Linked DNA regions of Homo sapiens: region 2 is linked to region 1. The links are chromatin contacts, found by Hi-C in ENCODE. All regions are on one chromosome and are shown on one strand. The core of a region is the stretch at or near the end of the contact, and the rest is flanking DNA. Distances in the headings are between cores, read along the strand shown.

Evidence for each region. Hi-C counts contacts between places; a loop is a spot of excess contacts on that map. Pooled maps may share reads with other maps.
Region 2: a loop to region 1 is called in a map of esophagus muscularis mucosa, with 4 times the contacts of the local background. The contact joins the promoter of PRKG1 here to the enhancer-like site in region 1. A Hi-C loop is called at or near these places in 2 of 168 maps with a recorded cell type or tissue (aorta and esophagus muscularis mucosa) and 4 of 50 pooled maps.

The regions. Positions count from the first base shown.
Region 1 is chr10:50,993,152-50,995,989 of GRCh38, reverse strand. It overlaps a transcript of PRKG1 not described here. Among named protein-coding and RNA genes, the nearest start is that of PRKG1, 80 kb to the left of the region's middle. Within about 2 kb of position 1,494, at least 5 of the 41 ENCODE cell types and tissues checked have a DNase peak (open chromatin) inside an H3K27ac peak, as active enhancers do.
Region 2 is chr10:51,073,091-51,076,124 of GRCh38, reverse strand. It overlaps PRKG1 (protein kinase cGMP-dependent 1), which reads right to left and starts at 1,638. Exons shown (of 18, transcript NM_006258.4): 1 at 1,224-1,638. The coding sequence starts at 1,534.

The sequences.
Region 1 (2,838 bases), core at 245-2,744:
GATTTCGTCCTAAGGTCAAATCAAATGTGAATTGGATCAGAGAGACAAAAGGTAATGAGTTTTCTGGGGCATCCATCCCAAGGCATCCATGCCCCAGTGAAAGGAAGTTCCAGTTCCAAATGATCAATTTACATTATCAAGAATCAAGCGATTCATGACAAGAATAACTCAAATGTGTCTGGAATACGTCTATTTTTATTCCTGTAACAGATTAATATTGATTCTAGCCTTTCCTTAAACTCATTAAAAAATTGTGTGCGGTTCCTGAGCATACACTGGCTAACTAGGCAGCCAAAATAAGGAGTTTGGGTGTATGCAAAAAGAGTAAGGGAAAGGATTAAGGATAATAGGTAATTCTTGATGTGGAGTATATTCATTAAGAAAATCAAGAGTTCACAGAGATCTATGTAAAACACTTGGAGTTCTTTGGCAGAAAAACAGTATTTAAAATATAAATGTAAAATATCATCACCATCATCCAAAACAGCTTGCAGTTTTCAAAGATAATCACTTGATCCCTACTGGACATTTCTTAAGGGATCTAAAAATGAGTACCGCAATAAGTCGGATATGTTCTTTTTAAACATGATCATCGTATTGTACACTTGATACTTATGCTGAGAGCTCAGATCTTCCTTTCCTAGTATAATTTTCATCTAAGCATTCCTTAGATACTTAGATCATTCTTAATGGAGATTGTGCATTATACCCTCTGTGGACACATAGAAATCTGGCTAATTGGACTGACTAGATTACAGTCGTTAATGAATTCCATTTCCTTCGTCTACGATACATGCTTAAGATATTTTTGTCACCTATTACGTAAATTTTTAAGATTGTAATCATTCATTGAAGCAGTGTTTATAGGCAAAAGTTTTTCATCACTCTTTTCAATAAATAAAATTCCTACAGAGTCATCCTTCAGTATCCATGGGCGATTGGTTCCAGGACCTCCGAGGATACCAAAATCCACAGATACTCAAGTCCTTTATATAAAATGGTGTAGTATTTGCATAAAACCTACACACATCCTTTCATACACTTTAACTCATCTCTAGATTACTTATAACACCTAATGCAATATAAATTATATGTAAATAGTTGTTATACTGTATTGTTTAGAAGAAAAGGCTATACATGTTTAGTCCAGGCACAATCATTCTTTTTTTTTTTTTTCCTGAATAGTTTTGATCCTCAGTTGGTTGAATCCATAGATGTGGAACCCATGGATAGAAGGGGCCGACTGCACTTTCAGGCTACATTTCTGTTCTTGTTGGTATAAAAACTGGGTATTTTGATAAAGTTTGAAATGAATCTGTAGCATGAATAGTTATCATTCAAATGCTACAGAAATCATAACTGAACACAAGCTTTGCAATAACGCATTCTGTTTCAGCCCCAGCATGCCCTTCAGAACGGCACAGCCTTTTACAAAAAACAGGTGAGGTGTACTCGGGAGGCTGAGGCAGGAGAATGGCGTGAACGCGGGAGGCGGAGCTTGCAGTGAGCCGGAGATCGCACCACTCCACTCCAGCCTGGGCGACAGAGCGAGACTCCGCCTCAAAAAAAAAAAAAAAAAAAAAAAAAATTACAGGTGAGGTGATGGAATATCTACTTGTCAAATCCTTATCTGAACATTTTTAAACAATTTTTATTTTAAAAGTATCTTGTTTCATATTAAATATTGTATCCCAGAAATCCTTTAATAAATTATTTCCTTTCTTGGCCAAAATAAGGTATCTAGCCAAGGACAATTTAGTACTGTCTCTTTAAGTGCCAAGAAGAGTACATAATTCTAATGTTTACTCTCCCCATATATTATACCTGTCAAAACTTTTTAAACTCTAATGAGTCAGCTTGCTGAAAATAAACTCCACACTTCTATTTGAAAGTATGAAACTAAACGCTGAGTGGGAAAAAGTTTACCCTCACTCCCAGTGTAAATCAGCACAGAGAGGAAGTAGAAAAGTACTCCAGCTATTTGCTATAGACACAAATATGCACTGACGGCTACTGCGCATGATCCACTCATGATGAATGTTCCTACCCCTAACATGAAAATGTTGGGAAAGGGAGGGGAAGAGAGAAGGACAGAAGAAGGATGATGTGTGCATACCCAAGATTAGCCATTTCCTCCCAGTACATACAAACAACAACAACAACAACAAAACACCTCCTTTCATTCTTAGAGATTTCTTGCCTCTTTGAGAGCAAATCCTGAATGACAGTGGACTCTGGGAAGGAGGGCTTTTCTCCTGTCCCCTCCATATCCTGGTGAAATCTCCTCCCTGCTGCAAAGCGGTGCTGTTACTGTTCGAGGGGCATAGCCCAGACACAGAAATCTGAAATTTCAAAAATGCGATAAAGCCCTAGCCCGGCAGCCCTGGGAGGCGAGCAGCTGCCGGGTGACCGCTGATGAAGTGGCTTCTTAAGGAGGTGGGCAGATTGATTCCAGCTGCTGAGCGCAGGGCAGGGCAGCCGCTCGGAATGCACAGCCCGGCTGAGACAAGACTCAGCAGCAGCTTCCCAGGCAAGGGCAAGGCCAAATATTAGGTCTGTTTGCAGTCCTGAGAAAAGGAAGGAAAATGCCACTGTTCCATCCAACAGGGACTTTCAAGGCAAGATGGGCCCAAAGGTGCCATGTACACAGTGTTAATTCGTAAGTGGAATGTCACTATGTCACTCAGGAAATCTGAAAGCTGTCTTCTGAGATGGCTGTTCAGAAGGTCCCACAATTCCTTAAGAGGAGTCCTTTCTGCCTGATTCCTGTTTTTCTCCCCACTCTGGCTCCCAGCTCCTGGTCTTCTTCTAATAACTCTGAACCGCTGCTCAGCCTCC
Region 2 (3,034 bases), core at 389-2,888, 80 kb before region 1:
ATTCTCCCCAAAAAACATCCAATAAATACAAATAGAGATAATCAAATATTTACTTTCTCCTTATATTAACTTGTTGTATTTATGAAGTGAAGGGTTTCGATGGACCTTGCATTATTACGTAACACGTGCCATCCAGCCAATGTGATTTCGTTAGTAGTAGAGTAAGCAGCAATATCCTTGGTTTTATCAATTACGTTATTATCTATTAATTTAAAATGCCGTTCTTTTGGGTGCTCTCCCACATTCTGTTAACCTCATGTTCCTGTCGCTTTACTCTCCATATGAACTCTGAGTTGAGTGTTGTATAACAAGTTTCATTAAATTTTTCCCATCCAAGTTATGAAGCCCACTAACATCAGAATTGCACAGTTCCCTAAAAGGCTAGAACAATGCCAGAGTGGTTGCATTAGAAGCCAAGAGTAAGGCAAACAATGGGTCCACGTTTTAAATAAGATAAGTGTGCTTATCTGTATCTGACCCTGGAAACAAGCAACCACCTCTTGGGAGATGGAGATGCTCCATTAGTAACATTATGCACGTTTCTTAAGTAAAATAAGCAATCTTCTCCCTCATATGTTATGAAAAAATATTTCTTCAAAATCAACAGACTAGTCTTCCATTTATGGATTGTAAATGTCATCCAATTCAGGAAATCAAAAATTCTTCCTTTTTCTATGCCTATTTGCTTATGTTTCACACTTTGATGATGACAAGAACGTCAGGTTTGAAGGGTACCAGCGTGAAGCGCCAGCAGGTAGAGAAATCCGGGAGAGCCACAAAAGCATAGAAAGTATGGGTGATCAGACGCATTTCATTTCAAGTCTGATGAGCCTGCATTTAGGATTTTCCAGCTGGGCTGGTTTGCCAGGGCTTTTGGGAGACGGGGGCTTTTTATTTCTTCTCTCACACTCACACACACGGTCGGACACACACCTGGGACGTGTTCAAACTCTACGTACACTAGGTGGCTTATACGAATGTATATGTATATTTAAAAATAATACCTTGACATCTGACAAAGACACGAAGGCAACGTATGTGCAGTGAGTCTGGCTCTGAGAAACGTGCACAGCCCCGCAAGAAGTGCCCGTTAAAATGAAACATTTCTGAGGATGAGGACAGACATGGCAAGCGGGAGGGGCGGGGGCCGACAGACAATACAGAGACCCGCAGCTCCCCATCGCCAGGGCGCCACATGGACCCGGCGCGTCACCCCTGCTTACTGTGGGCTCTTGGGGTAGAAGGGCAGGGTCACATGGCTGAGATCCTGGATGTCGAAGGCGGTGGGCTCGGCGGAGATCGCCTGCCGCTTGGTGCGCGGCTCGCCCTGCAAGGTGCTCGCGCTCTGCTTCTGCGCCTGCTGGGTGGCTGGTCGGATCACCGAGCGGTACTTGTCCAGCTCGTTCTGCAGCTTCTGGATCAGTTCGTCCTTCTGATCCAACTCCAGCTCCAGCTCGTCGATGAGAGCATCCCGCTGCCTCAGCTCCTCGATCTTCTCCTGGAGCGCGTACTGTAAATCCCGCAAGGTGCCCATGCTCCTCCGGGCTGCCGGGGGCTCCTTCCTGCCGCTGCTCCGCGTCTTGAGGCTTCCTCCCCTCTCCGATCAACTTTCCCCAAAGTCGCCGCTGCCTCCCGAGTGCCAAAGCTTCCTACTTGAGACCAAAGCCAGCCCTGGCTTCTGAGCATGCCCAGTCCGCCGGCTCCAGCCACCCAGAGTTTCAGTGCAGATTCCACTTCTCTGGGCTGGCTGTGAGGCTCAGAGCGGGGAGAGCAAACCAGCAGGTCCAACCCGGGATTAAACCTGAGACGCGGTGGGCGCCGCGGCGCGGGGGAGAAGAGTCGGAGGCGCGGTGGCGGGGGAGCGGGAGGAGGGGACGTGAATGGGGGCTCCGAGGCAGCGGCTGGGCTCTCAGAGTCCCTCGCGCCGGGCGCCCAAGGAAGCTTGCGGGGCGTGCGGGGAGCCTGATAAGCCTCCGAGGCGCGCCGGGGGTGTGCGGGTGGAGCGAGGCGGGAGCGCTACTTCGGGGGTGGGGAGGTGGGAGGGAGGGGACAGGGAGGACCCCGGGCAAACTCGGGAGGCCTCAGCTGACTCCAGAGCAGACCAGCCTGGAGAATGTTGAGCTACGATCCTAGCGACGTACGAGGCATAGGGGACTCTGCATCATCAAAGCTCTGAGTTCTGGAGGTATTTTGACGGCCGGCCTCACTAAGGAAAGCTCCCGAGCGGTGTGGCCGAGCTGTCGCTTCTCCCACGCCACCTTTCCCACCCAGAGCGCCTCACACAGGTGGCTAACGCTTGCGAAGAAACTTGCCTCTCAGGAGATGCGAGCGAGTCGGCGCCCGCGAGGAATTCCCCCTTTCAGCCTACTACCTTTGGGAAAGGGTTGTGGGGTAGGGGGTGGGGTTTCCGATTTTAGCACCCGAGGCGTTGCTACTCTTCGCCTGCTCCAGATAGTTACTTTCCTTTCTGCCCCTTCCAAACTCTCATCGGGGAACTGTTTTAGGGCAAAGGCCAAAAACGGATTTGGGCCCTAGCAGGTCACTCAGCTTCCCCATGAGCCCTCCGCCTTGAGCTGGTGCCTGGGAATAGTTCTCGGATGGGCCTTGCTTCTTCCATTTGCTGAATTTGGCGGGGAGAGGGTGGGGGTTAAAAATCATTCCCGAGCTCCAAAAATTTCATCTTGAAACTGAATCATACCTTTAAAAATATTACTTTCCTCACAACCAAGCTGTTAGGAATGTATCTTTCCACTTGAATGGCCAGGAAGACATCCTGACACAAACTTTGAAGAAGAGGGAAAATCGTGAAGGAGCGAGGGAGACCACGCAGGCTGCAGTGAATTGTACACTATACTGCAGTCACCCCCACCTCTACCCACTCCCACCCTCATCCCTGCCCACTCAATATTCCCCAAAATGATCACAATTAGGTAACTTCCTTTCTATCCAAGTGTTACACTCCCATCATGGGAACACATGTTTAGAATCCCCAAATATCTGCCTAATACGTACCTAAATCCCTAATATTTGCTTA